6 separate regions of the Homo sapiens genome follow, and regions 1, 2, 3, 4 and 6 are each linked to region 5. A link is a loop called in an ENCODE intact Hi-C map of the cell type or tissue named here. Cell type or tissue: Calu3. All regions are shown on one strand. Region 1 has its middle 65 kb from the start of CGA. Region 2 has its middle 500 kb from the start of SNHG5. Region 3 has its middle 80 kb from the start of HTR1E. Region 4 has its middle 79 kb from the start of SNHG5. Region 5 holds the start of HTR1E (5-hydroxytryptamine receptor 1E). Region 6 overlaps LOC101928842 (a long non-coding RNA gene).

Region 1 (5,000 bases), 93 kb after region 5:
AAGTAATGTTGATGTTTCTAGTCTAGGGACCACACGTTAAATGGCATAGATTCCCATAACCTAGTGTTAGTCATTCTCACTCAAAGTCACTTGAAGAGAAATTGGCAGGAGAATGAAATCTGCATTTCCTGCATATCATGATTTCAGCAATAGCAATTAAGAACAGAGAAAGAATGAACAAGCAAATACAGGCATACTTGCAGGACTCTGATGGAACTACAGCAGAAAATCCAACTGACCTTTGAGCAAGTTGGTTCAGAAAGACAGTGGAGATGAGTGTCCACACTTGGGACCTCAAGCAGATGTGTAGAACCAGAGCCATGAAGGTAGAAAACTAGGTCCAGGACAGAGTTCTCATTGCATCACTCATTTTGCCCACAGCCCAGTGCAGAGGGATTAGCATTTAATACCTGACCCAAAATTAAGTTATAATAATACTGCTTAAATAATTTGCTATGTGCATTTATGCTTCAAATTAAATATTTTATAAATGTCTTTCATCCTATGGGTTCATATATTTTCAACTAATTATTTTGTTGTCCTAACAAAGTTTCTGGATCTTAAACATCCTTTTCAGGCAAGATTAAAGAGAGTAACTGAGCTAGGAGAATTTAGCTGACTGGGATCCTGAGACCATCTACCTTGTCTTTCAAAGCAATTAAAAGGCCAAGAGAAGCAGAAAGGAAATGGGAAAGAGAGGAATCTGCTTCTGTTTATTTAGTTAGCCTCTGTCACACCTGAATTATAGGATACTGCAAATCCAGAGTCCTAACAGCTGCAACAGCAAGACACACAAACATAAAACAAGCAATAAAGAAACATCAATAAAAGACCCTTTCCCAACAAAATGTTCTTTACTTTGCATTTAATACAATATAATCTAAAATGTGTGCTTAAATTTCAGGATGTGGGTCTATACCATTAACACAAGATATTTAAATATGCACCTAAGTCAGCATCTGAAAAATGGCTCACCTAGCTTCCAGAGTTCCACCTGACTATATTCTGTGAGCTTTACACCTTGTTCCCCTTCAGGAAGCTAGAATTTTCAGGCCTGTGTGTCCTGATAAAAGCCTCAATACAGAAAGTCATCCCAGGTGAGGAGGCACATCACACCTCCTCATTTTGAGGATGGGCCCTACACTATCAAGAAAAGCCAGGAATCATAGTTTTGCTTTCCTTGGCTCTTGTTATATTGACAATCAAAAACTACCTTACAGGGTATTTCTGAAGTTTAACCCTTAACACTGTTATACTCTTTGGGCCTTTCCTACACTTGTTCTTGCTTGCATTCAGCCAGGACTGGATGCCAGTAAAGGAATTAAATAAGTGAAATTTGTTTTCTGTGCTCTTTACTCTTCTGATAACCATCAGACACCAGGGTCCTCCTGTTGCTCCCAGCTGCCCACAGACCTCTGTAGCACCCACCCTGGACCAATAGCCCATGGTCAGAAAACATTTTCTTCCTTTGGAAACAGCTCCGACAACAGCTTAGGAAATTTCCCCCCATCCCCATTTCATATGGCTCCAAGGAGGCTTTCCATCACAGAATGCCACTCCCAGCAAGGAGTGGGCACGTGACCAAGGTCTGCTCAATCCAGGTCCTTTCCTGGGACTATGGCTGGTGCCTAAGAATTATTAAAATGGGAGCCCAGAGCTGCCAGTGGCCATATTCTCTATTTGAAGGCACCAAAGCTAACGAGACCAACACAGAGACAGAAGATAAAACCAGAGTTGGAGATACAGAGGAAGCCATAGCATTTTTGCTAATGAGAAATCAGAACAGTTAATTCCACCAACTCTTATGCTTCTTGAAAATATATGCAATAATAATCATAGTTTACTAGGTTACTTCTCTCAAGTAATATATTTGAAATTAACTTGAGACACTCTGGTAGACTGAAAAGAATATTGAATATGCTGTAAGACAACCTATGTTTAAATTTCAATTCCAAAATTATTAGCTGAATGGTATCAGGAAAGTTTCTTCGTCTATAAAATATGGGTAAAAATACTTCCCAGATTGTTGTGAGAGTTAAATTATGTAATACTCGAAAAGTGCTTTCGTTAACTATAAAGCCAGAGAGAAAAATAGAAAGACAGAAAAAGAGATTGAAGGGGATGGGAATTAAAGTCAGAAAATCTTTAAAATTGCCTAAGATAATGCAATGATATTAAAAGGATTCTAATTTGATAAATAATGCTAAGAAGTCAGACATTTGATGTCTATCTGGAAACTGCCCAGCACTTTTAACCCAAGTTCTGATTTGATCTCAGAGCCCTCCAGTGTTTGATACACGATGCACCTAAATCCTCCTGTTTTCAGTGCTGTTCCCAGAAAAACAAATAAAAAATTATTGTCATATTATACTGAAACTAGACCTTGGAGAGCGTATATTCAATTCCCACATTTATGAGATGAGGAAGGGGCTATATATACAAACAGTATTTCAGAAGCCGAAATCATACTATTTATTTTGAAATTTCACCCTTTATATTTTTCCTGAGTGTCAAAATTCAGCAATTACCATTTTGATATAAATAAGATCCACTCTTATTTAAAATGTATAATTAAGGTGTATCTATACTGATTGGGACCAAATTATCACTCGGTAATGTAAACATGATGCTTTAAATATACATTTACATCTTGGAATTATTTTAGAACAGATGCTTTGGCAATTAAAATGCAAGTATTTTTTAATCAAAGCCTGTACTTATGACAATTCCTTGATGCCCCCTACTGGCCATAACATTATCATCCAGTGTACATATGAATTCTTTCTGCATGACCTTCTAATCTGCTTCATAATATGCCTGAACACTGGGAAGGCTGACTTGGGGAATAAAATAAGTAAATAAAGGGCTACACAAAATACAAAAATGCATCAAAAACATTAAGCCAATAATATAAACCCAAAACAAATCATTACTGGGTAAATTTTCAAATCATTACTGGGTAAACCAGTTTCACTTAATATTTAATTTACGAAGCATAATAATCATGAAGTGAATTTTGTTCTTATTTTTAAATTTTCCGATTGCATCAGACTCTATAAGAATGGTCTATTGAGAAGTGCAGGCAACATAAAAATATGAGTAAATGCCCTAACCAGTCAGATAACTTTAAGACCCAAGTGAACTTAACTAAAATACATTCCTAGTTCCCATACAATTTTATACACACACGTACTCATGCACACACACTGAACACCCTGCATGGCATAAATATCATACTTTTGACCCAAAGAAAAATCATGACCCCTACAATAAACCAAATTATGGTTAGCCTAATGCTATAACCAATTAAATCCCTGATAGCCCTCCATGACCAACTCCCACCACCACCAACACATCATCTCTGGAGCCCCTGGGTTTCCCAGCCTCTCATAGACAAGTTTATCAAAACATTCCCCATATGAAGACCCACCAGGCCCTACTTCCCAAACAACCACTTTTGAGACCCACCATCTACTCATGTTGAACACCCTAAAGGGCGTTCCTGAGCCATCTTTGCTGCCAGTCAGATCTGAGACCTTATGCTCCCTGTATCACACCTCTTCCTATCCCCGAGGACCCTGGCTCCTAGTCCCAGAGTTCTCTTTTGATTTCTGCACCCCCCACCCTTTTTCTACCTGTCCCTCACATCCCAGCCCAATGGCTGTATTCATTTCTAGGGCTACCATAACAAAATGCCATGGTCTGGTGGCTTAAATGATGGAAATGTATTTTCTTACAATCCTGGAGGCCAGAAGTTCAAGATCAGGATGTCAGCAGGTTTGGTTTCTCCCAAGGCCTCTCTCCTTGGCTTACAGATGGCTTCTGTCTCACTGCATCTTCATATGGTCTTTCCTCTGTGCACGCACAACTCTGGTGTCTCCCTGTGTGTCCAAATTTGCTCTTCCTGTAGGGACACCAGTCAGATCAGATAGGGCCGACCCTACCAGCCTCATTTAACTTAATCACCTCTTTAAGGACCTTTTCTCCAAATTCAGTCACTTTCTGAGGTGTGAGGCCTTATGGTTTTAACACATGAATTTGGAGATGCGGGGGCCACAATGTAGCTCATAATACCAATAGACACCTAATAACAGGCCTCATGGTGTAGAACCTCGTGTCCATGTGGTAAGCGTGGAGCCCCTTCCCCACTGCCCTGCCCATAGATTGAGTGCCTCCTATCTGGGATGAAAGCTGAGGTTGGTTGGTTGGTTGGTTGGTTGGTCGGTCGGTCGGTCGGTCGGTCGGTCGGTTGGTTGGTTTTAGAGACAGGAGTCTCGCTCTGTCACCCATGCTGGAGTGCAGTGGCATGATCATAGCTTACTGTAGTCTCAAACACCTGGACTCAGGTGATCCTCCCACCTCAGCCCCCTGAGTAGCTGGGACTACAGGCATACGCCACCTCGCCTGGCTAATTTTTTTTTTCTAGAGACAGGGTCTCACTATATTGCTCAGACTGGTCCAAATTCCTGGCATCAAACGATCCTCCCATCTTAGGCTCCCAAGGTGCTAGAATTACAGGCATGAGCCACCACACCTGGCTGAAAGCTGACGTTCTGATTGTTGCTTGGCTCTATTCAAAGTTTCCCCTTCCCCGAATGCAGAATCTTTTCAGCCTGGAAAATGTCCCCACAGTTAATGTAGACCATTAAATATATCCATTCCTCTGGTCTACTGGATGTGTCTCAGGCTGAATCACAGGTTCATCTACCTCACCTACACCATGTTGACAAAATATTACCACTAATTATAATAACGGTGTTAAAACCTTTATTGAGTTCTAACCACGTCCCAGACACTTTGACAAGCACTTCTCATGCATAATCGTCACTATAATCCTGTAGATTTGATGCATAATAGATGATCAATAATTATATGAAGAAATTAATGAATGAATGCTATCACTGTGCTTATTTTATGGTTGAGGATATATAGACTCATAGAAACTAAGTAGCTTGCTCATGGTCCTGTAGCCAGTAAATGGCAGAGCTGGTTCTCTTCAC
Region 2 (5,000 bases), 760 kb before region 5:
CACAAAACCTATACCTGAAGAAGGGGGAAGAGGAGAGATCTTGATGCATAGAAGAAAAGCCTCATGAGAAACAGCCAGCTTCTTCCCCACTGCTGAGATTAGAAGGGATTCTCTGGGCTGGTGAGACCAGTGACCAGGTTCCGGGAGGAACAGGCTGGGTAGGAGCAGCACCAGAATCCAGACACCTAGCTGGTCTTGTGCAACCTCCAGTCATGTCTTGCCTACACAAGACCTGTATTTTTTATACTTCCTGTCTGTTCAGGTGAGGCTATCCTTCCACATCAGCCCCAGTGGGTCACTACTGATTATGCAGAGGTATCTGGACCCATTTGTGCCATAAGATCTGCAAGGATGCTCTCTGAGTCACAAGTCCATTCCAGTGGCCTACAGGGTCCTGAAGGTTCAGCCTTTACTACTTCTCTGACCTCATTGCCTACAGCTTCCTGCTTGCTCACTATACTGCAGTCACACTGGCTTCTTGCTCTTCCTTGGGAATCCCAGGCACATTGCCTTTGCACTGGCTGTTTCTCATGCCCAGAGGGGCTCTACTCCCAGAAATTACCTGTCTTTTTTCAAATGTGACTTCTCAAAGAGATCTTCACTGACTGTTCTGCCTGAAATTGCAGCCCAGCCCCAACCCATGCCTGACACACCTGACCCCTCCTACCCTGCTCACCTTGTTCTGTTTCCCATAACTCTTACCATACTCTAACAAATCATGTGCTTTACTCATGTATTAGGTCTGTTGTTTATTGTTTCTCTCCCTCTAATAGATTACAAGCTCCACAGGGGAAGGGATTTCTGCTTTATTCACAAATGTATCCAAACATCTGGAGCAGTGTCTCACATACAGTGAATGGTCAATAAATACTTTGGAATGGATGAATACTTAAGAGAAGAGAGTAGTTATTACTCTTTAATATCTCAGGACTTTCCAAACCACCTGAGATAAACAGTGGAGTCTAGGTTGTGTGTGTGTAAGACAAAGACCCCTACCTCCATCTATGCTTGGATGGGACTGAAGAGAGCAAGAATAAGACTTGCCTTCTAACTGGCTCCCTATCAGACTGGCACTGTGTTATCTCTGTTATACAAAGAAACCTGATTTCATTAACAAAAGCTGTAATAGTTTTTAAATGTCCAATACTATTTTTGTAAGGGCATCTATTAGTCTGGAGTTTATAAATGAAAGCAAATTTTCTTTTAAATTCACTATTATGAAAGGAGATTTCATTCTTAGCCAAGCCTTTCTAAATGAGTGTAACTTTTAAGTGTATCTATAGCATTATTTTCTTCCTGTCCTCTTCTGCCTGTCCATCGTTTTCTGATGAATGGTCACATGTAAACCTATTGGCTCAGGGAAGCCTGACTTCTAGGCCTTTGGGTGGCTGGTTACTGGCTTCAATGCAGAACAGGTCATTTGCAGAACAGGTAGAAAGTCCATTTATATGAAGAGCACTAATAAAAATGATTATTTATTGAATAAATCTGGAAGCATGACAAGGAAGCTATGAGACTTACTTTGAAGATGAGGAAATGGAAATTTTAAGGAACCCAGGTTCACACATTTAGTAAGAGGCTGAGGTGAAATTTGAGCCTCATTCTGTGTATTGTAAACCTTCTGTTTTTACCATCTGACTGGTGGACTGATTGTTGACATTTCTTCAGCACTTTCAACTTTTCCAAACAATGACCCATCAATGATCTCATTAAGTGCTCAAAAAATGCTTTTGAGTGTAGGGACCAGCCCCACAGGGTCGGTGGGTCTCTCCCTGTGTGTGGCGATGAGACAGTGTAGAAATAAAGACACAAGACAAAGAGGTAAAAGAAAAGGCAGCTGGGCCCGGTGGACCACTACCACCAATGCGCGGAGACTGGTAGTGACCACGAATGTCTGGCTGCGCTGTTATTTATTGGATACAAGGCAGAAGGGGCAGGGTAAAGAATGTGAGTCATCTCCAATGATAGGTAAGGTCATGTGGGTCACGTGTCCACTGGACAGGGAGCCCTTCCCTGCCTGGCAGCCAAGGCAGAGAGGGAGAGGAGACAGAGAGAAAGACAGCTACGTCATTATTTCTGCATATCAGGGACTATTAGTACTTTCACTAATTTACTACTGCTATCTAGAAGGCAGAGCCAGGTGTACAGGATGGAACATGAAGGTGGACTAGGAGTGTGACCACTGAAGCACAGCATCACAGGGAGATGATTAGGTCTCTGGATAACTGTGGGCAAGCCTGATTGATGTCAGGCCCTCCACAAGAGGTGGAGGAGCAGAGTCTTCTCTAAACTCTTCCGGGGAAAAGGAGACTCCCTTTCCCGGTCTTCTAAGTAGCGGGTGTTTTCCCTTGACACTTACGCTACCGCTAGACCATGGTCCACCTGGCAACGGTTGTCTTCCCAGACGCTGGCATCACCGCTAGACCAAGGAGCCCTCTGGTGGCCCTGTCCCCACATAACAGAAGGCTCACACTCTTGTCTTCTGGTCACACCTCACTATGTCCCCTCAGCTCCTATCTCTTTATGGCCTGGTTTTTCCTAGGCTATGATTATAGAGCGAGGATTATTATAATATTGGAATAAAAAGTAATTGCTACAAACTAATGATTAATGATATTCATATATAATCATATCTAAGATCTATATCTGGTATAACTATTCTTGTTTTATATTTTATTGTACTGGAACAGCTCGTGTCCTCTGTCTCTTGCCTCAGTGCCTGGGTGGCTTGCCGCCCACATTTGAGGATCCATGAGTTGCACGAGGAAGGACAACCAGAAAATGTTTTCTACTATGTGAAGGGTTGAGTCAATGAGATTGCTCTGCTCAGAGCTGTGGCACCATGCTTGTGAAAAGCATTTTGTTGGAGAATCTCTCAGGGCATCTGGGTACTGTTGTGCTGTTACCCTGTACCAAGAAAAGGAATGTCTGGCCATGGGCTAGCCTCTGACATAACCTCAAAACCTTTACTGTCCACACTTGCAGAAGCCTGAAATATGTAGTTGATCTACAAGATGAGCACATTTTTCTGGGACCAAGTGCCTGTGTCACATTGATCATAAGCGTGTCTTTCTGCTTTTTTTAAAAAATAGTCTTTCTCATTGAGCAGAATTACACTTTGCAAACCTTGAAATCACAAATTAGACCACACATTGCAGTGGTTATTGACATTTGTGGAATATTAATATTTTTGAGAGTGTAATTAACCTTATACTTTTTCCCTAGAAAATATGTAGTTATAAACATGTCAAATCTTCCTATATTTAGAAAGTGTTCTTAGAAAGTTCAGAACCTTGCAGCAAGGGATAGGACACTTGAATTTTAAATGTGTATCCTTTCTCCACTCACTCTCTCTTGTCCACCCCAAAATATCCTAAAATAAAAATGTTTTACAAAGCAATGGTGTGGCAGGAGTTTCCTCTGTAGAATTTTGCTCACAACCTTTATTCTTTAATTTAAAGTTATTGATTCTACGTAATTATTTCCTAGAGAAGTTAGTTGAACTAAAAAAAATCTATCAGCATTCTGAAAGGCTGTTTCTCATCTGAGGCTGAGACTGCATCCTTCTAGTGGTCATCTGCCACATGCAGTTGACACTGTAGTCTACCACAGAGTGGTCCATGAGCTCCCGGTGACATGGTGTCCAATTGCCCCAGAGAGGTTGGCATCTTCAAGGCAGAAAGTGCTTATCTGTTTAAAATTCCATCATATGCATGGCACAAGGTTAATTAAACTTTAGTGGTGTGAAACTTTTAAAAGGTGACTCTCAGTCTTTCTCAAATTGTGAAATTTTCTTGCAAGTGTCAGATTAAAAAAAACTCTTAAGAGATGTGTATCTTTACAAAATAAATTGCTTTAAAATAACTTTCATTTTGAAAACCTCTGAGATTTTCAGAGCATCTGGGTAGGTAATTGGAGAGAGCTGATATATCATGAAATCTGTTTCAGGCTTTCAGGATCAGTAAGAGCACTGTTATATGTGGAAGTATAACTGAGCACCGTTATGCAGAAACCCGGTTAAGTCCTACATCTATCCTATTAGGCAAATGTGTCAATGAATTAGAAATGTGCATTAAGTTTGTAAACAGAGTTTTCAGTATTCCAGGGGCCATTAGAAACCGCTGACTGTTGAACACTGTGATTGAATAGGTTGTTGATTTCTCTTTTTTAAACAAGTGTCAAGATCATGTACTAACTCACCCAGAAATGCCATTTTAAAAATAATATCTTCTAAAGTCATGGTCTGAAATGTTCTTTACTGGAGTTTTCAAAAGTATGATTGATATTTTACTAAACGTAATCTAACTTGTGCCTTGAGTCAGAAACAGACATTTTGGGAAGCATATTTTTTTTCCAATTCTATCCTTTGTTTTATTTTGTTTGTTTTGTTTTTTCCCCCAGTGTATTGACCAGAATCTCAATCTATGCAATTTGGATAGTTGTCTATGAAGCTTCCTATAATGATTATTTAGCATTTTGAAAATAAAAGATTTGTGGAGAATGACCACAACTGCAATAAGGACCAGAAGTTTAACATGTTTTTACTAAAGCATTTGCTTCAGCAGACTTTACATTTATCAATCACATGTTGGAGTTCTGATATTAACTTCCAGTTTATTCCCACTGAAAAAATCAGTGGAAATGCTCAACCAGGTTACCTCTACCATAGCCCAGGATGACTTTCTTTGCTGTATTGTCCAGACTTTGCCAACTTTCTTCTTTTACTCCATATCGTTCTTGTCATGGGTTTTCAGGCAGAAGTATTGCTTTCATAATTCATGCTCTTTCTACTATTTACTGATTTTTAAAATATAATCTGCAAATGTTTAAAGTTCACATTAGAATAATTCTAATGCATTGCATTGCTAATGAGTGTTATTTTCTCCCATATTCTCCCATGTATAAAATACCTGCTACTAATTCTCTATGAACATAGGGATACCTTTTCTTGCTGCAGGTCCTCTAAATGGGGGTTCTCTGTATCATGCTAGCTCCTGGCT
Region 3 (5,000 bases), 79 kb before region 5:
TATGGAAGTCTCATGACATCGCCATTCCTTCTCCCAGGTTTAGTGTGGGACCCACTCCTGGGAGAGTCTTAAGACCCACAGTCAGAAAGAGGGGGGAACGTCAGAGTGGAAAGAAGGCAGAGGAAGTTCAGAGGCCTGCCCCTGAGGCCTGACATACCCAACATTATAACGCAAAAGACTGTAACAGGGATATGGGTGTTATGGGCCAGGAACTGGGGATGAAAATCAATGTATATCATAACACCGCAGTCCCCTAAAGTACTCAAGAGCTCTATCATTCAAAGCATAATTTTGTTGTTTTAAACATATTATGGAATATTAAACTTGCTTTATAATGTACATAAAATGTCAACTTATTTGACACCACAATTTAAAGAAATTATACACTTCCTTATGTTTTTAAGTTGACATCTAAATTTATCTCAAACCTAATAGTTACAAAAGATGCAATTTCTAGTATATTGCATATCAGGTATAAGATCTAAATATATTAATATACTTGAAGTTGCAGATTTAGCCCATTCAACTTATGAAACATGTCTGCTGTATGTTTATGAGACATATTTCTGAAACAATTTGTGAAACATCTGCTGTATAAAACCTCACTGGAAAAGCCAGTTCTCGTGGTCAAGCATATTAGTCAAATCAGATTTATTGCCATACAAAGCCAAACTTACATTTTTCAATTCAAAAAAAAGTCAGTATGTACTCCATAACACACATTCTACTTCTGAATTCTAATTCTAATTTACATAAACAGAGAAAAGGTTAGCTAGAGCCTTTCCATGATTTTGTTACCTAAATAAAATCAGGCATTTCTCATATACACATGTATCTTTTGTATATAATTTTATTATATATACACAATACATATAATTTCATTGCAATTGCTTATGTAAATATGTTTTTAACCAAAGGCTCTTATTCAGGAGCTTTACATATTCAAACACTCCTCTTTTTAGCCCCTAACTTTTTTATACCCTGGGAAATGCATCATAAGATTCAGGATGGATGAGAGGTGCACATTTTTTTTTTTTGTAAAGTAGGAGGTGACCATTGTGAAAAGAGTGGTAGGAATGGAGAAATACTGACTGCAGGAGTGGTTTTCAGATAGATCAGCTTAAGGAAGAGACACAATGGAAGCTGAGCATCTTCAGAATGATTTCCTTAAAGCTGTCCAAGCCATATACCCCTGGAAAGTCTTCAAATATCCTCAAGGGTATGCATACTCTGTTTAAAGATATCTGAACTGGGATTCCTTTATGACTGAAAAAAATGTACAGCAAATTCTTATGTCCCTTATTATTGGAAAAAAATGAGACAGAAAATTCAAGAAAGCATTTACTTCTCCAGGCTCTTTTATCCTCAAGTCCTCAGGACAAAATTGCTTGCCATAACCACAAATAAAAACAGCAAAGAGGCTTCATAATAGAAGCCACTCCTACTGGCAGTGGCTTCCCAGTTTGCTTGTGATAAGGTTTATGAGGTTGAGTCTGTGCTTTTCATAAAAGAATGCCATGGCTAATTAGCAATATCTGGCAGGATGTGGAAATGACAGCCTAAGTGCTACATCAGTCCTCCCACCCTGTCAGCATAACCTAACAAAACAACTTTATTTGAATTTTATTCAGTTTCCTATTTAACCTTTGGTTCCTGCAATTCTGAGCATAGGTACATTCCAAAGAATACATGTTTTTAAAGTGGGTATGCACAGGTTTTTACTTTATCATATACATAATATACGTAATAGCATATGTAAATTTTCCCCAAATAAGAAGAAAATGCATTTATTAATCAATTGAGAAGACAATATTTATCCACTTATTTATTACTAGATAGTCTTGGAAGAGCATGAATATGCTTTATTCACTAATTAGAAACTGCTTTAGCTTTAGTATTCCTGGAAAATAAAGTGCAAGGGGATAATCAATGAAGAGATGCCTGAACTGATTAACAGGGACTATGTCATGAAGGACCTTGTGAGCCACGGGACTGATTATTTAAGCAATAGATGTTATCAAAGAGTTTTAATCTGCTCACATCATCAGATTTATACTGTGGAAGGCTCCCTCTGGTGGCAGTGTAGGGAATGGATCAACTAAAGTAGGTAAGACAGTAAAAGCTTTGGAGAGACTTGAGGTATTCTAGATGAAAGATAATATTGAGGAAAAATAGTAGTAATTGTAGCAGGAATAACGAAAAGTGGAAAGACTTAAGACTGTAACAGCATCTCCTAGATTTGATAATCTGTTGGAGGTAGGCAGTAGAATGGATGGTGATGTCACTAACTTGGGGAATTAAAAATAGAACAGGCTTGGAATAAAAGATGACTTCAGATTTGGACATATGGAATTAGAAATACTTGTCTATAGCTGAGAGCAGAGGTCAAAGTCAGAACTAAAAACAGAGGATCTGTGGCATAGAGACGATAATTGAAGCTGTGGGAGTCAGTGTGGTGAAAGTGGGGCACATGTGTGGTGTGGGGTAAAAAGGAGGGCTAACTGAGGAACAACAACATCACAGGGATGTTCAGAAAGATGCCTTGCAAAGGAGACAGCGGGGTGACTAGAGAGTCAACAAAAAACTAGAGCAGGGTGGGTCACAAACAGCAAGGGAAGCAAAGTCTTCAAAAAGAGAGTAATCACAGTATAAAATGTTGACGACTGGAAAGTTAAAAAGGACAAGGATATGTGGACTGGAAGCATGCCCAGGTTCATGTTGTTGCAAATGGAAGAGTATGTGTTAGTGAGAGGTTTTTCCCTGACTTGGTAACTTAAGAGAGGGTGCAACGGGTTGAGAAGCAATGAGAGGTGAAAGAGGAAAAATTTGGGTATGAAGAGGCAAAGAGAACTGCATTAGTTAGGGAGGAATACAGGGCTCAAGGAGAGGTTTTTTATGTACATAATGAACTGATTAACAATACTACAGTCAAGCAAATTAACATATTCATCTCCTCCCATAGTTAACCATTTTTAGTGTGTGTGATAAGAACACCTAAAATCTACTCTGTTTGCAAATTTCTAGTATGCAATACGGTATTATTAACTATAGTCCTCATGCTGCCCATTTGATTTCTAGATTTCTTCATCCTACATTAATTACATCCTTGTGCCTTTTGACAAGTATCTCTCCATTTCCCCCACCTCCCCACCTTCAGTAATCACCATTCTACTTTCTGCTTCTATGGAGAGTAGAAGTGAGTTTTTTTAGACCCCACATATAAGTGAGATCATGTGGTATTTGTCTCCCTGTATCTGGCTTGTTTCACTTAGCATAATGTCTTCCAAGTTCATCTATGTTATTGTAAATGGCAGAATCAAGGAAGATTTGTTGTTGTTGTTGTTTTACATATGAAGAATTTGGAAGACTTTCTAAAGGTGGCAACAGCAAGATGGTAGAATAGGAAGTCTATGGCTCCACTTTCACTACCCAGCCAAGAGAAGGATCCACTAGCAACTATCCACAGGCCAGAACATCTTTTCAAAAATCCTACTACTTAGATAGAACTCACATAGTCCCCCAAACTGAATGAAAACCAAATTAAAACGATAAGAAGAACAGTCTCACTTTGACTGCACTGCTCCTCTCCCTCCCCCAAGTTGCCACAATGCCAGACGGAGAGGAACTCCTTGACCCAAAGTTTCTACTGGGGGAAAAAAGAACTGGAGACAGTTATCCAGCTTCCCTAACAATCTCATATAATTCCCAGGAAGGCTACTCCAGTCTCACTTCATGAGGAACACTGTGGGTAGGTAATAGCACAGCTAGACTGCCCAGGATCAGGTAAAAACAAAGGAAGGAAGCAGAGGTCACAATGACCAGCATACAGATCTTGGTGGTACCTCTGCATTTCTGCCAGCCATGGAACCAGATGGAAGACACAAATCAACATGAAGCTGACCTCATGGTCTTCAGAAGCACAGTAGGAAGTTCAACCTAGCTTGATTCCCCAGAGGGTTAGTCTTCATGCCCAGTCTCAGAGCCCACCCCAGTGACCCCACTGAGGCAGGGAGACCCCCAACTCCACCCATTGCAGATAAGCACAGTGGCTAGGCCTGCATGACTGGAGAAGTCAAGCAGCAGTTCCACTCAGACCAAAAGCCCACTCAACCATCCTGCCAAGGCACGGAAACTCCTACCTCAGCACATTTTGGAGAAGCACAGGCGCCAGACCTACTTGATCCAGGAAGTCAAACAGCCACTCAACTCAGCCAAAAGCTTGTCACACAGCTCCACTGGGACAAGGAGGGAATCCTCAATCATGCATTTCAAAGAGCGTGGCCTCTGGTTCTGTCTATCCCAAGCAGTATCTACACCTAACCTCAGTGCCCAGCCTGGAGCCCTGCCCAACTGCAGATCCCAAATAGCAGAATTATCCAGCCAGGGAATACATCTTATTATCAGCCTGACCAGAAGCTTTGCAGTCCCTAGCCAGCAGCTCCCCCTTATACCAGTGCCCAACCAGTGATATTGCTGGGCAGTGGAACCTAGCCAGGAGCCCCAGCTAAAAACAGAATTAAGGCAGCAGCCCAGCCAACTAGAGAGCCCACAAAAAGCTCTGCCTGCCTAGGGTCATTAGCAGCTGGCCCTTTCAGAATCACAGTTAGACTAAACAGTGAAGGTCTATCCCTGCCAAAGAACACCTGTAAAGGCCAGCAGAGGAGGCTGTCTCCTCAAATATACAGACAACAATGCAAGGACACAAAAATTACAAAGAATCAGGAAATCATAACACTCTCAAAATAAACTAATAAAGCTCCAATAATCAACCCTAAAGATATACAGATCTATCAAATGACTGAAAAGAATTCAGAATAATCATCTTAAAGATGTTCAGTAAACTAAAAGAATACACATTAAAAATTAAATAAAATTTGGAAAACAATACATGAACAAAGTGAGAAGTTTGATAAAGAAATAGACACAATTGCAAAAATAGAAATTCTAGAGATAAAGGTTACAGGCATGACTTAGAGATACTGTGGGTTCAGTTATAGACC
Region 4 (5,000 bases), 1.2 Mb before region 5:
AGAGTAAACTGCAATCTAACTTGTGTCAACAGACTGTAATCCACTCTTGTAAAAAGTAGCTGAGTCTCAGCCAATCACAGCAGTTGAGTTTCAGTCAATCATAGGCAGCCATCTGTAAAAATGAAGTTGAATTCAGGTGAACACTGAATTCTAACTAATCTAGATGTCACTGTACCTCATTTTCATTTTCTGTATATCACTTACTTTTCTATGGCTGTAAATATAACCTGCACATGTGATGGGGCAGAACAGTTTGAACCATTTTTGTCCAGACTGCTGCCTGATTCTAGAATCACAAATAAAAGCCATAGGATCTATAAAACCATATTTGTTGTAATTTTATCTTTTAACAATTCTTATGAAGTCCAAAGTAGGAAATTTGTTTACTAAAATCTGATAATAGATGTGACTGTTACTGAGGCTCATGTGTAAATTCAAGGGAAAAACAGAAGGAGTACATTGTAGGTGCTCAAAAATTTTAAAATAAATGTATTTCAGAGAAATATTGGCCATTTACAGCAATTTGGGCTTATTATATTCATCATTTTCTGGATAATTAAAAACAATGTAAAAAGTGAAGTAGAAGCCCTCTTATCTGATTCTATATTTGGTCTTGTCACCATGAAAAACTATGCTCAGACTTGCAGATAAGTCATTTGGGTTTACTTAAAGATTAATATACCCAAATTTTCTGCCCTCCTTTTGTGAGAATTCCAGGCAGTTGTCAGAATAAAGCTTTTATACCATATATTGAGGTCAGCAGTGTAAGAGCAGTGTACTTTTAAGGGTCAAAAGTTTACACAAATATTCCCAGATAATGCCAGATGTTATGATTTGATTTTTAACCACAGACAGACTTTGTATTTCAGGTCATATAGACCCAAGTTCATTTTAGAATCAGACCATATATACATTCCACAGAAGTTTTTATCTAAATATACATGTATATAAAAAATGAGCATCTAAAGAAAAAACCCTTTAGTGTTAGTGAATCAAAAAAGTTCATTAAGTGGAGAATCCTTCAAAAGACAATAAGTACCTAAAATGTTTTACTTTAGAATAAAATATATAAATGAATATTTTACCAATCTTTTGATAGAGAGTGAAGCCTTTTTTTTTTTCTTAGATGGAGTTTTGCTCTTGTTGCCCAGGCTGGAGTGCAATGATGTGATCTTGGCTTACTGCAACTTTCACCTCCAGGGTTCAAGCGATTCTCCTGCCTCCACTTTCCAAGCAGCTGTGATTACAGTCATGTGACATCATGCCCGGCTAATTTTGTATTTTTAATAGAGATGGGGTTTCACTATGTTGGTCAGGCTAGTCTCAAACTCCTGACCCCGGGTGATCCACCTGCCTCGGCCTCCCAAATTGCTGGGATTACAGGCGTGAGCCACCTTGACCGGCCGGTGAAGGCTTTTATTAAAAATTATTTTTAAGCAGTTTGCTGATGTGAGGCTTTTAGGTTTAGAATTTTTTGAAGTTTTTATTACTTTATTTTCTATATTTTATAGTTTTCTTGTCTGTGTAGTTTCAAAAGAAAGTCTTTTTCTCCAATTATCTTTTCCTGAAGTCATCCCAAAGAATCCAACTTAGTTTTCTTTAACAACATTTTCTTTCTTTTTCAATGAATAATTCATCTGTATGTTATTTAATTAGACAAATTTAAAACAAGTACAATTGACATAAATAGTTCAGGATCAAACGATTGATGCTTCGAAAACGGGCACTTCATTCAGTGGGAGCTAGGGAGTGGAAGCACATCAGAGCCTACCTGCTTGGTCCCAAGACTTCCTCTTGTTTTGTGAGTCTATGTTTCAAAGCAGGAATGGAGAGCACTTGCTAGACAATTAATTGATGATGAGTTGAAAGAGACTCTATTTTACAAAGTTTTTGTTTGAGTTACCAGTACCGTAAAAGGAACAGCATTTTATTGTGAATTATTCATATTGTCTATTAATACTAACCAAGTTTTCAGGTACTTGTCTTTCCCTCACTAAAATGTACTGACATAAATTGGCCTAGCAATAGAGGGCATTTTGTGTTTGCTAAATGATTTGGTTCAAATTATTTCATATGCAACTGAAAAATATTTACCAATAAATTTAAGTGCCTATTCCATCACAAGAGGGCACTCAAGCTCCATTTTCAAAGCAAGTTTTATTTCAGGCATCAATTCTGGAGGAATTAAAATTGAAATAAAATTTAGACCTACACATTGAATTTCAACTTCAGTAAACTGTTTTTTTAAATTTTATTATTACTATACTTTAAGTTTTAGGGTACATGTGCACAATGTGCAGGTTAGTTACATATGTATACGTGTGCCATGCTGGTGTGCCGCACCCATTAACTCGTCATTTAGCATATCTCCTAATGCTATCCCTCCCCCCTCCCCCCACCCCACAACAGTCCCCAGAGTGTGATATTCCCCTTCCTGTGTCCATGTGTTCTCATTGTTCAATTCCCACCTATGAGTGAGAACACGTGGTGTTTGGTTTTTTGTCCTTGGGATAGTTTATTGAGAATGATGATTTCCAATTTCATCCATGTCCCTACAAAGGACGGGAACTCATCATTTTTTATGTCTGCATAGTATTCCATGGTGTATATGTGCCACATTTTCTTAATCCAGTCTATCATTGTTGGACATTTGGGTTGGTTCCAAGTCTTTGCTATTGTGAATAGTGCCGCAATAAACATACGTGTGCATGTGTCTTTAGAGCAGCATGATTTATAATCCTTTGGGTATTATAATTCATCCCAGTAATGGGATGGCTGGGTCAAATGGTATTTCTAGTTCTAGATCCCTGAGGAATCGCCACACTGACTTCCACAATGGTTGAACTAGTTTACAGTCCCACCAACAGTGTAAAAGTGCTTCTATTTCTCCACATCCTCTCGAGCACCTGTTGTTTCCTGACTTTTTAATGATTGCCATTCTAACTGGTGTGAGATGGTATCTCATTGTGGTTTTGATTTGCATTTCTCTGATGGCCAGTGATGATGAGCATTTTTTCATGTGTCTTTTGGCTGCATAAATGTCTTCTTTTGAGAGGTGTCTGTTCATATGCTTTGCCCACTTTTTGATGGGGTTGTTAGTTTTTTTCTTGTAAATTTGTTTGAGTTCATTGTAGATTCTGGATATTAGCCCTTTGTCAGATGAGGAGGTTGTGAAAATTTTCTCCCATTTTGTAGGGTGCCTGTTCACTCTGATGGTAGTTTCTTTTCCTGTGCAGAAGCTCTTTAGTTTAATGAGATCCCATTTGTCAATTTTGGCTTTTGTTGCCATTGCTTTTGGTGTTTCAGACATGAAGTCCTTGCCCATGCCTATGTCCTGAATGGTAATGCCTAGGTTTTCTTCCAGGGTTTTTATGATTTTAGGTCTAACATGTAAGTCTTTAATCCACCTTGAATTAATTTTTGTATAAGGTGTAAGGAAGGGATCCAGTTTCAGCTTTCTACATGTGGCTAGCCAGTTTTCCCAGCACCATTTATTAAATAGGGAATCCTTTCCACATTGCTTGTTTTTCTCAGGTTTGTCAAAGATCAGATAGTTGTAGATATGTGGCATTATTTCTGAGGGCTCTGTTCTGTTCCATTGATCTATATCTCTGTTTTGGTACCAGTACCATGCTGTTTTGGTTACTGTAGCCTTGTAGTATAGTTTGAAGTCAGGTAGTGTGATGCTTCCAGCTTTGTTCTTTTGGCTTAGGGTTGACTTGGCCATGCAGGCTCTTTTTTGGTTCCATATGAACTTTAAAGTATTTTTTTCCAATTCTGTGAAGAAAGTCATTGGTAGCTTGATGGGGATGGCATTGAATCTATAAATTACCTTGGGCAGTATGGCCATTTTCATGATATTGATTCTTCCTACCCATGAGCATGGAATATTCTTCCATTTCTTTGTGTCCTCTTTTATTTCATTGAGCAGTGGTTGTAGTTCTTCTTGAAGAGGTCCTTCACGTCCCTTGTAAGTTGCATTCCTAGGTATTTTATTTTCTTTGAAGCAATTGTGAATGGGAGTTCACTCATGATTTGGCTCTCTGTCTGTTATTGGTGTATATGAATGCTTGTGATTTTTGTACATTGATTTTGTATCCTGAGACTTTGCTGAAGTTGCTTATCAGCTTAAGGAGATTTTGGGCTGAGACAATGGGGTTTTCTAAATATACAATCATGTCATCTGCAAACAGGGACAATTTGCCTTCCTCTTTTCCTAATTGAATACCCTTTATTTCCTTCTCCTGCCTAATTGCCCTGGCCAGAACTTCCAACACTATGTTGAATAAGAGTGGTGAGAGAGGGCATCCCTGTCTTGTGCCAGTTTTCAAAGGGAATGCTTCCAGTTTTTGCCCATTCAGTATGACATTGGCTGTGGGTTTGTCATAGATAGCTCTTATTATTTTGACATACGTCCCATCAATACCTAATTTATTGAGAGTTTTTAGCATGAAGTGTTGCTGAATTTTGTCAATGGCCTTTTCTGCATCTATTGAGATAATCATGTGGTTTTTGTCTTTGGTTCTGTTTATATGCTGGATTACATTTATTGATTTGCATATATTGAACCAGCCTTGCATCCCAGGGATGAAGCCCACTTGATCATGGTGGGTAAGCTTTTTGATGTGCTGCTGGATTTGGTTTGCCAGTATTTTATTGAGGATTTTTGCATCAATGTTCATCAAGGATATTGGTCTAAAATTCTCTTTTTTGGTTGTGTCTCTGCCAGGCTTTGTTATCAGGATGATGCTGGCCTCATAAAATGAGTTAGGGAGGATTCCCTCTTTTTCTATTGATTGGAATAGTTTCAGAAGGAATGGTACCAGTTCCTCCTTGTACCTCTCGTAGAATTTGGCTGTGAATCCATCTGGTCCTGGACTCTTTTTGGTTGGTAAGCTATTGATTATTGCCACAATTTCAAATCCTGTTATTGGTGTATTCAGAGATTCAACTTCTTCCTGGTTTAGTCTTGGGAGGGTGTATGTGTCGAGGAATTTATC
Region 5 (5,000 bases):
TTCTACCATAGCAAGCCACTGAGATTTGGGGGTTATGCTTGGTTACTATAGCATAACTTCCTGAAAGCTGACAAATGTTGAAACCTACCTATAAACATTTCATTCTCTCCCTCTAGCCTCTGTCACACCACAGACATAAAATGCAATTTGAAGCTCAGTCTTTGAAATCAACAGTAAAATGAGAGAACCATGTCACAGGGTTGTTGAAATTGTTTAGTGGAATCATGTATGGAGAGCACCTAGGATGGTGTGAGCTCAGAAATGTGAGCTCCCTCGCCACCATAATGCCTTCCCTTCATGTTTCATTCCCACTTCCGTGGTGGAGGTAGGAAATGACAGACAATGTCAACCAGAATCTTGATTCTTCTCTGTAATCGTGTGATGAACAAGTTATAAACAGCTCCTGCCTCACAAAACTTGTAGTCTTACTTCTAGCAGAAAAATGTACCATGTGCATGCTTGCTTCCTCATCTATTAATGTGAAGTTCCAGCATCCAAGTGAAAAATTAACAAATGTAATTAGGATTGTCTTGGAGATAGAGGGAATCCATTGTTCATGATTTTTCCCTCTCCCAACCACTATCAACCACCCCACCATCTATACACATCACCACTGTCAGTACCACTTCCAGAAATTACTCCCTGGTCCTAAAACCTGGATTAGATTGCCCTCCTCTGTGCTCCCATAACATCCTGTACTTACCCCTTCTCCAAACTGTTACTCTGGAATGGATTTACTAGTTTGGGAATTAGTCTTCCCACTGAGAGAATAAACTGTTCCTTCATTATTTTAGTCCTAGAAGTTGCCCCATGCCTCAAACGTGGTAGATATTTACCAACATTTTTTGAATTAATGAATGAGTGGATTTGATAAGTTAATTTCTTCATAGTGACTTTTGAGTTCCCGCTGCAAGTTGATGACTTTTTTATGCCAGATGCCCAGGGCTCCAGGCAATCCTTATAGTTTTTCTAACTGACAAGGAATTCTCTATTATGAAATGGGGATGTGATTTACATATACCTGCAATCTTAAAGCACTCATAGAGGCCACTGGAAACTCAAATGGGTAATACAAATTGAATTAGCAGCTCTTGATTAAGAGAGCATTGATTTTATTAAAACTGGTAGAATATATGCCAGAAGTTAATTAATAGCTTGAAAATAATCAGACACTTCATAAAGCTGAACATCTGCCAAAAAGCGGGTATTCTGAGGTATGTTCAGGAAAGTTTCCAAGTGTATAATATTTGTTTCCATAGTTCCTTATGTTGTAATAACCAAAAAATAGGTAAATCAATTTTAAATAAAGCAATTTAACAAACTCATATTTCCTTTATATTTTGGAGGAACTCCAAACTTGCAAGAGTAGAACAATGTCCTTACTTACTCTCTTGGGATATCTAAAATATCTTCAGTCCTATAAGATTCTTTTTTAAAATGAGGAATGATTCTTGTTCTGCTTATTTTTACATAACACCTTTATCATCAAACAAACTTCAAGATGTGTCATCTTTAGTAGGAAAACATATTTCCACCTCATCCTCCTGTTAGACTTCAGTCTACTTAAGCCTATTCTCAGTTTAATGGGATTAACAGAAGCAAATCACAATTTAAGACTATAGTTTACCAACCTTCCTTTCTCTTGTTCAGTGAAATTCCCCTGATAATCCATCAGTCAACCCCTGCTGGCCTTGAGAGGCGCTCTAGAAGGCAGGAGAAGGGCACACAGGCTCGCTTTTTGAACTGAAGAAGGGTTTCATTTGGTTTAGAATTGTCAAACTTCAAAAAATAAATAAATAACTTAAAGTGTTTTTCAAATCAGCCATAAGGCTACAAACCAGAAAGAAAAGTGTGAGGCAGGTGTTTGGGGCAGCTACCCAAGTTGCCTACATGGTTTCCAAGGTCCTTTCAACTCTAAGGTTTGTGTATCAGGCTGTCTACAGATCATACTGTCTCCATAAGATTGTCTAGTTCATTTTATGGCTAGTTTGAACAATCTGATTTTCTTTTTTACAATGGCAGGGGCTCAATCCATGTTAGGCTTCAATGTTGAGTCACCCAAGTTCTCCACAGAGAATAACCAACCAGCCGTAAGGAAGCTTCTTTTAGCAATGCCAGGATTCTGCAAAGTCCCTCCCAGCTTAACTTTTCTGACCTTGCGGCAGCAGAACAACAAAAAGAACAGCCCCTGGCACCCTCAGAAGAGCACAAAGCCCTCTGACAACCTGAGATGGCGCCCAGGTAGACTTCCCTCAAAAAAAAAAAAAATGGCAAGGCTGCTTCAGCAGGTCTTTCAGCCCCAACCACTCCACTCTCCGTCTCCTTTTCTTCACTGCTTTCCCCACCTCTCTTCCCCCCTTCCACTTTGACCCACCCCAATTTTCGTCCACTTCTCCCTCACCCCTTCCTTGTAATCTCTCTCCTTGAGGCATCCTGTGGATGTTGACTGTAATCTCCCCTGGAGGAGGGCTAAGAAATGCACCTCCAGAGGGTCTGTTTGCCATTGGAACCGCGTAGAGAAAGCGTGCAAACCCGTCAACTGCTCCCGCCGTTCCTCTCCCTCCTCAACCCAGGCTCGCTACAGAAGAAGGGAGTAGGGTCTGCCCCCTTGTTGTATCTATTTTCCCCTTCTCCGCCAGGGCTGTGGCCGGCAAGGGGCTCAGGAGGTGAGTCCCTTGCCCACACCTCCAACCCCGCTGGCCCGGTTTATAACATGGACAGCCCTGCCCTCTAGTGTCTGCAACCGGGAGCCCTAAGGCGCCATCAGCTCCAGAATTTCTCTTTTATAACCTAAGCAAGACCTGGAGTACCTCGGAGCTGCGACCTCCAGTTCACAATACCACCTGCCTCACACCCGGGCTCATCTTTTCATCCCACACCCACCACCCCCCTCTCCGTTCACGGTGTCCCGGGAGGCTGCGACCTGCGTAGATGATTTAGCAGACTGCCCCTGCCCATGCTCCTGCTCCTGCTCCTCCTCCTCCTCTTCCCCGCTCTCTCCCTCTCGCCTCCTCTTCCAGTCCAGGCGCCCAGACTCGGCGAAGCGCAGCGCCTGCCACCAGCGGTGCCTCGGGCTGCCCGGCGCGCCGCGCTCCCAGGTTCTGTCTCGCCGCACCCCGGCGGGCACTGGCGCGGGCAAGGACGCTGGCGGGGAGAACGCCCTGGGCTCAACGTACTCCAGAATCGAATGTTGAGAGAAGCAGTGCTCTGATCCAGCTCAGGAGAAAAAGGAGCGGGTTCCGAGTGAGACTTCTGGAGCCAGCTGGACGTGCCGGTTTGCCCAGTGCGGCGCGGCTGCACGCACCGTCCACAAGGTGAGGGGCGCACACCTTCCGGGACGACCTTGGCTTCCCTTCTTACCCCCACCCACTCCAGGTACTCCAGCTCTGGCTTGGGGATGTTTGCCAGCTTTGAGGCGCAAAGGCGGCGGGAGTTGGGATGCGGGGTGTCGGAGGGAGACTGAGGGTCGCCCGGGCACCGTGCCTGCACCCTGGATTATAGTACAGAGAGCATTTCTTGTTCAAACAATTCCTCAAATGTGTGAACCTGAGAATCAACATTGTGTATAACTGTGGTTTGAGCATTTCATCCTGCTTCCTTGCAAAAGGATTAGAGGCAGCTTAAAGATTAAATAGGTATGGAACGGGTGCTGGGGGGGGCCAGGGAAAACTTGAGTAGAAATCACAGGGAGGTGGTGTGCTCCAGGGACCCCGGAAGAACTGTGTGATTTCAAAGCCAGCTGATTAAAAAACCTTTGATTAGAAAGGACTGCACTGTTGCTCCAGCCCTCAGAAAATAATACTGTGCTCAGTCCTGATAAACAAAATGCCCAGGTGTGGAGGTAATGAGGCAGGCTCATTTTTTTTAAAATACAAAATAAATCTTGGAAGTAAGAGTTAAGATGAGAAGTTTGGTCTTAAGCCATCTCCACCCAATACTGCAAGGTGAGAGGCTGACCCCCTACCTAACGAAAAGGAAAGGAAATTGAGTCTAAAGGGAAGTGATTCCAGCTCCTATCACAGGATCATAGTGGTTTTGCATCTATATGTATATTTCTGCCTGTGCCCAGTTTTGGAAGAAAGGACCTTGTATTCAACCCAACGCTGCTTGTCCTTGAGTTAGAAGGATAAGGCAGATGGTGTCAGCATCCCAAGGTGTTTCTTCCTAACCTTTCTTATTGTCCTTCCTTGCCTCCTGCACCAAATCTCTTGGGGAGGGAGCAGCCCAGGAGGAAATAATAGATCGTCAAATGGGTTGGGGGAGCAGTGTTTTTTCCAAAATAATTTAGGCTCATTTTATCATTCTTATGTTTTCCCTCAAAGCTCTAAGCAGTACATCGTCCTAAGCTGAATTTAACATTGCTCCAGAATATATATTTATCATAGTTGTACATTCAGACACAATATGCATAACCTTAAACAGCCAGGATGCACTTGTGAATCAGGGGCTTCCCTTACTTAATCCTGCGCAAGAGAGGCAAAGCAGGCACGTGGGTCTGATTCCCTGTGCGGTCTCCTTCATGAGGAGCATATGTGAAATACCTTTGAAATACAGAGAAGATTGAGACAGCTTTTCTCTTTCTGGTACAGTTGCTTTCCTGCTGAATTAAATGAGATGACCCTGTCTTCAACAAATAAATGAATGGAGGCATTTGAGGCCCATTTAACAAATGCACAAAATATGCCTGCCTCTGTTTTTCCTCCCTTCAGAGCTTTAGCCTCCAGCCCACGGAGTTGTGATGATGAAGCCCACCTCCTAAGTGGGACTCAGCTCAGTTTCTGTATCATATTTAAAACAGAGTATGTTGCTTATTTCTAAAATTGCATAGCACCTCACCACTAACTATTTTGCTGCATAGAGGTATTTCATCACTAAGAGAGCTATATAGAGAAACTCACTCAAATCCTGATTCATCATTGTTGATAGAACTTAACTATTGTGTCATCATCACCTGACATGGGCTGCAGAAGCTCCAAGGATTGCTATAGATCTCAATTGAG
Region 6 (5,000 bases), 1.0 Mb before region 5:
TCCTAATCCTATGCCAGGTATGTGGCCTAAATCTATGACAAAGAGTGTTAGCTTCCTCTGCAAGTCACCCACAATGTTGAAATTGAGGCCTGAATGTAGCAAAAGATAGATCCAAGTTTTAGTTCATATTCATGAGCTTCAGCTCATCCTTTCAGGTTTCAGTTCATTCTTGCTCTCCCCACTTCACATTTCCCATTCATCCTTCTTTCCAGTCCAGCATCAGATATAGAAGCAACATCCTTATATAGAATCGTTACTAGCTCTCACAATTGCTAGGGGCTCAATATCAAACCCTTATGATAAACTTTATTCTATATCACTTATAGTGGATCTCTTTTCTGATTGAATCCTGATACAGGGAGGCAATTAGGGTTTGAACTAATAGGCCATGATAAAGAGTGTGGATTTTATTCTTAATGCATTAAGAATCTTTTGGATAGTTTTTGGCAGCATGCAGTAATGTGAATGAATTGAGGACAGTCATAGGTATAAGCAAGTTGAGCAGTTCTATATCAATAGTCTAAATGAGAAATGGTAGTAAATTGGACTAGGAAGATGGTAGTGTAGCTAGAAAGAAATGGATATATTAATACATTATTTGAGGTAGGGATAGTATGACTAGCTGATGAATTGGATTTGGGTGATAAGGTAAAGAAAAGAATCAAGAATGACCTCTAGGTTTTCAGCTTGAGCAAGTAGGTGGATAATAATGCCATTCATTAGCTCTAAAAGACTGGAGGAAAACAGACAGAAAGTTCTGTTTTGGAATTGTTAAATCTGAGAAGCATATTTGAGATCTGTGTAGTCAATAAGATATAAGAAATCTGGATCATGAGAGAGTTCAGTGCTGAAAATACAAATCTGGAAATTTTCAGCATAGATATGTGAAGTCTAGAAATTGGATAAAGTCATTCAGGGAGAAAGTGAATAAATATTATGATTCAGTTATGGCATAATAATTGAGTAGAGAGCATTAGCTTATTTTTTTAACAGTTCGCCATGCACTCATAGGTCACTGGTGATTAAACAAGACAATTCCAAGTACCCTTCCACCCACATTATAATTCTTTGACTTTCAGAATAAATATTGAATGATATAAGGTGATGATAATGGTAACTCCAATATAAATAACCATTATTAATATTAATTAACTTTATAAGAGAAACAATCGTGATATAATTGATGTTATTCACTCTTCCTTGCCTTATTAGAAAGGTATGTGATACGGCTTACATAGATAGAAGTACATTAAGCATCAAATTATAACAGCCAGGGACTATTAGAGTTTCTGGTTTTTGTCCTGGGAATAAAGGCAATGTGTGTTTGTTTGAAAAGCTGTCCTAAAGTTGACTTAGAAAAAAATACCAGCTTACTCTTGTTTACTGTCTACAGAAGCAATTCACTTCATGCCAGTTGTTAGTCTTGGGTGAATGGGCAAGTTGCTCTTTCCATTTCTGCACTAAGATTATAAAAATGTAGCACCACTTGAAACCAGTCCTGTAGCTTCTTGTATTCAATGACAGACTTAGGGATAAGTATAAAAGCAATTACTGGGGGGACCAGAATCTTGACTTTCCGTTTTGGCATTGGAATGATTATATATCATCGAGGAGATGCAATGTAGTGAGGCTTTGGAGTCAGAGTTCTGGGTGAAAATTTTGGGTCTATTACCATTTGGTTGTGTGACCTTAGGGTAAGTTGTCCATCCCCTTTGAGTCCCAGTTTCTTCACCAAAATGAGAATAACAATAACTAACTTCTAGAAATATTTTACTAAACAAAATACTGTGCCTAGTACACTCTTTGCAAATACTCAAGGTTCACCAGCTATCATTTATTGTTCATGTTTAGCCAGTTATATCTATTCTGTTTAAGTCTCTGATCTTCCATCATACCTCAAATCCCACAGATGACCTTCTCTTCTTCCTCCTTCTCCTCTTCCTCCTCTTCTCCTCCCGCCCCCTTCTTCATCTCCTTGAGGCATGTGTTAGTTATCTATTTGTTGCCTCTCAGTTTTAGATCTATCCTTCATTGCCCTGCTTGTGATTCTGAAGCATGTTTTCATTATCAGCTGGCACAATGTTAAATTTTGTCACTAGAGGGCACTGGATGTATGCTGGAGGATGAAAGGGCTTTTCTTCTGGTTCCTAGTGTGCTCTGCGCGATTGCTATTGCAGTGCATGAGTCAGGAGCATATAGGACAATTGGCTGATACTTACTTCCCCATGGGCAGCATTCCCTAGCACCCCAGGGGATTGCTTCCTATTGGGCCACCCCTATGGGTAGTTTCTCAGTGAGCTCTGCAGCATGGCATCTTTCTGTGGGCAGCTTCACCTAGCAACCAAGGAAGTAGTTTCCCAGCTCACCATCTCTGTGGGAGGCTTTGCAGTGAGTTCTGAGGTACAACACCTTGTTGAGGGCTTCCTTCAGCATCCCAGAAGGCAGCTTCTCAGTAAGTTCTACCAGCATGGCATCTGCATGAACTTCCACACAGGTGGATGGTGTCCTTCCCAGTGAAAGTTTGGATTTCAGCTCTGGAGGCCTCTTCTGTATTTGATGCATGCCTAGGTGCTGTGCTTCAGTGCTAGAGGTATTGATTGCTATGTATGTTTTCTATGTATTTATCCTTTAAGCTTGTCTTTATCTATTAGTAGGTAATTCCCGTTTATAGTTAATAATTTTTTATATTAAACTTCCCCTGTTCAAATTACTGTGTGGTTCTGTCTCCTGATCGGAATCTGATAGATATAAGATACAACTTACATGCAATGAAATGCTCAGATCTTAAGTGAACTCTTCCCTTTCACTCAGTACAATGTTGAGATTCATCCCTGTTGCATGCATATCTATGTCTCTATTATCTATCTATCTAATTATCTATTTATAATCTATTTTTCCTTTATATTACCAACTAGTATTTCATTGTATAACTGTATCACATTTTGCTGATCCATTCACCTGTTGATGGACATCAGGGTTGTTTCTAGTTTTTGGCTATTATATGTAAAGTTGCCATGAAACTTCTTGTGGAATCTTTTTGCTGTCATAAGATTTCATTTCCCTTAAACAAATACCTAGGAGTAGAACTTCTGGGATGTGGGGGGTGATGTATGTTTCATTTTTTTACGGAACTTCCAGTTTTTCAAAGTGGTTGCATCGTTATATTCTCCTATCATGAATGTCTGAGATCCTGGTTGCTCTGTGTCCTCTTCAATATGTTGTGTTTTCACAGCTCTTCTTTGAGACAGCAAGGGCTGATAACCCAGATTAGATGAAAGCTGGTGTGCTGTCCTTGGCCTGCTTGCTCTCAGATTTGTTCTTTGTCTTTTCACATTCCTCATGACCGTTCTGCAGTCTATTCTTTGGGAATGATTACCTACTTACAACTCTACTATTTTATAACTTTACCATCCTCTATGCTCCAACCACTTTTCTTTTTTATTTTTCTATTATAACTTTTATTTTTTAATTTTTAATTTTAAATATTTTTTATTATTTTATTTCAATAGGTTTTTGGGGAACAGTTGGTGCTTCGTTACACGAATAAATTATTTGATGGTGATTCTGAGATTTCGGTGTACCCATTACCCAAGCAGTGTACACTGTAGCCAATGTGCAGTATTTTATCCCTCCTCCCTCCCACAACCCTTTCCCGCATAGTCCCCAAAGTCCATTGTATCATTCTTATGCCTTTGCATCCTCATAACTTAGCTCCCACTTATGAGTGAGATCATACAATGTTTGGTTTCCCATTCTTGAGTTACTTCACTTAGAATAATGGTCTCCAATTCCATCCAGGTCGCTGCAAATGCCATTATTTCATTCCTTTTTATGGCTGAGTAGTATTCCATGGTATACATACATGCCACATTTTCTTTATTCACTCGTTGATTGATGGGCATTTGGGCTGGTACCACATTTTTGCAATTGCAGATTTTGTGGCTATAAATATGCATATGCAAGTATCTTTTTCGTATAATGTCTTCTTTTCCTCTGGGGAGATACCTAGTAGTGAGATTGCTAGATCAAATGGTAGTTCTACTTTTAGTTCTTTAAGGAATCTCCACACTGTCTTCCATAGTGGTTGTACTAGTTTACATTCCCACCAACAGTGTAGAAGTGTTCCCTTTTCATCACATCCATGCCAACATCGATTATTTTTTGATTTTTTGATTATGGCCATTCTTGTAGGAGTAAGGTGGTAGTGCGTTGTGGTTTTGCATTTCCCTGATCATTAGTGATATTGAGCATTTTTTCATATGCTTGTTGGTCTTTCGTATATCTTTTGTTGAGAGTTGTCGATTCATGTATTTAGCCCACTTTTTGATGGGGTTGTTTACTTTTTTCTTGCTAATTGGTTTGAGTCCCTTGTAGATTCCGGATATTAGTCTTTTGACGGATGTATAGATTGTGAAGATTTTCTCTCATTCTGTGGGTTGTCTGTTTACTCTGCTGACCATTTCTTTTGCTGTGCAAACATTCTTTAGTTTAATTAAGTCCCACCTATTTAGCTTTGTTTTTTGTTGCATTTGCTTTTGGGTTCTTGGTCATGAAATTTTTGCCTAAGCCAATGTCTATAAGGGTTTTCCTGATGTTACATTCTTGAATTTTTATAGTTTCAGGTCTTAGATTTAAGTCCTTGATTTATCTTGAATTGATTTTTGTGTAAGATGGGAGATGAGGATCCAGTTACATTCTTCTACATGTGGCTTGCCAATTATCACAGCACCATTTGTCGAATAGGGTGCCTTTTTTCCACTTTATTTTTTTGTTTGCTTTGTCAAAGATCAGTTGGCTGTAAGTATGTGGGTTTATTTCTGGGTTCTCTATTCTCTTCCACTGGTCTGTGTGTCTATTTTTATACCAGTACCATGCTGTTTTGGTGACTATGGCCTTATTGTATAGTTTGAAGTCGGGCAATGTAATGCCTCCAGATTTGTTCTTTTTGCTTAGTCTTGCTTTGGCTATGCAGGCTCTTTTTTGGTTCCACATGAATTTTA

Evidence for each region. A loop is a pair of places that touch in the nucleus more often than their neighbours do. Peaks named below come from ENCODE experiments on the same cell type or tissue, not always from the same donor. Only the 100,000 strongest peaks of a DNase experiment are listed, where the experiment ranks them.
Region 1: it touches region 5 in a loop (2.6-fold over the local background); 3 of 110 quality-filtered maps call a loop at or near these places.
Region 2: it touches region 5 in a loop (9-fold over the local background); 2 of 110 quality-filtered maps call a loop at or near these places.
Region 3: it touches region 5 in a loop (9-fold over the local background); 6 of 110 quality-filtered maps call a loop at or near these places.
Region 4: it touches region 5 in a loop (7-fold over the local background); 14 of 110 quality-filtered maps call a loop at or near these places.
Region 6: a loop joins it to region 5, with 8 times the contacts of the local background. A loop is called at or near these places in 27 of 110 quality-filtered maps.

Annotation. Positions count from the first base shown.
Region 1 is chr6:87,027,182-87,032,181 of GRCh38, forward strand. No RefSeq gene overlaps it. Among named protein-coding and RNA genes, the nearest start is that of CGA, 65 kb to the right of the region's middle. In Calu3, a CTCF peak has its summit at 2,692 (motif pointing left); a DNase peak (open chromatin) is centred at 2,760.
Region 2 is chr6:86,172,911-86,177,910 of GRCh38, forward strand. No RefSeq gene overlaps it. Among named protein-coding and RNA genes, the nearest start is that of SNHG5, 500 kb to the left of the region's middle. In Calu3, a CTCF peak has its summit at 2,470 (motif pointing left); a DNase peak (open chromatin) is centred at 2,421.
Region 3 is chr6:86,855,078-86,860,077 of GRCh38, forward strand. No RefSeq gene overlaps it. Among named protein-coding and RNA genes, the nearest start is that of HTR1E, 80 kb to the right of the region's middle. In Calu3, a CTCF peak has its summit at 2,080 (motif pointing left); a DNase peak (open chromatin) is centred at 2,054.
Region 4 is chr6:85,755,065-85,760,064 of GRCh38, forward strand. No RefSeq gene overlaps it. Among named protein-coding and RNA genes, the nearest start is that of SNHG5, 79 kb to the left of the region's middle. In Calu3, CTCF peaks have their summits at 2,129 (motif pointing right) and 2,333; no DNase peak of the experiment used is centred here.
Region 5 is chr6:86,934,510-86,939,509 of GRCh38, forward strand. HTR1E (5-hydroxytryptamine receptor 1E) reads left to right here and starts at 3,019. Exons shown (of 2, transcript NM_000865.3): 1 at 3,019-3,314. RefSeq lists enhancers at 2,803-3,358, 3,359-3,913. In Calu3, a CTCF peak has its summit at 2,700 (motif pointing left); a DNase peak (open chromatin) is centred at 2,722.
Region 6 is chr6:85,921,023-85,926,022 of GRCh38, forward strand. All of the region lies in intron 4 of LOC101928842 (a long non-coding RNA gene), which reads left to right. Among named protein-coding and RNA genes, the nearest start is that of SNHG5, 240 kb to the left of the region's middle. In Calu3, a CTCF peak has its summit at 2,087 (motif pointing right); a DNase peak (open chromatin) is centred at 2,129.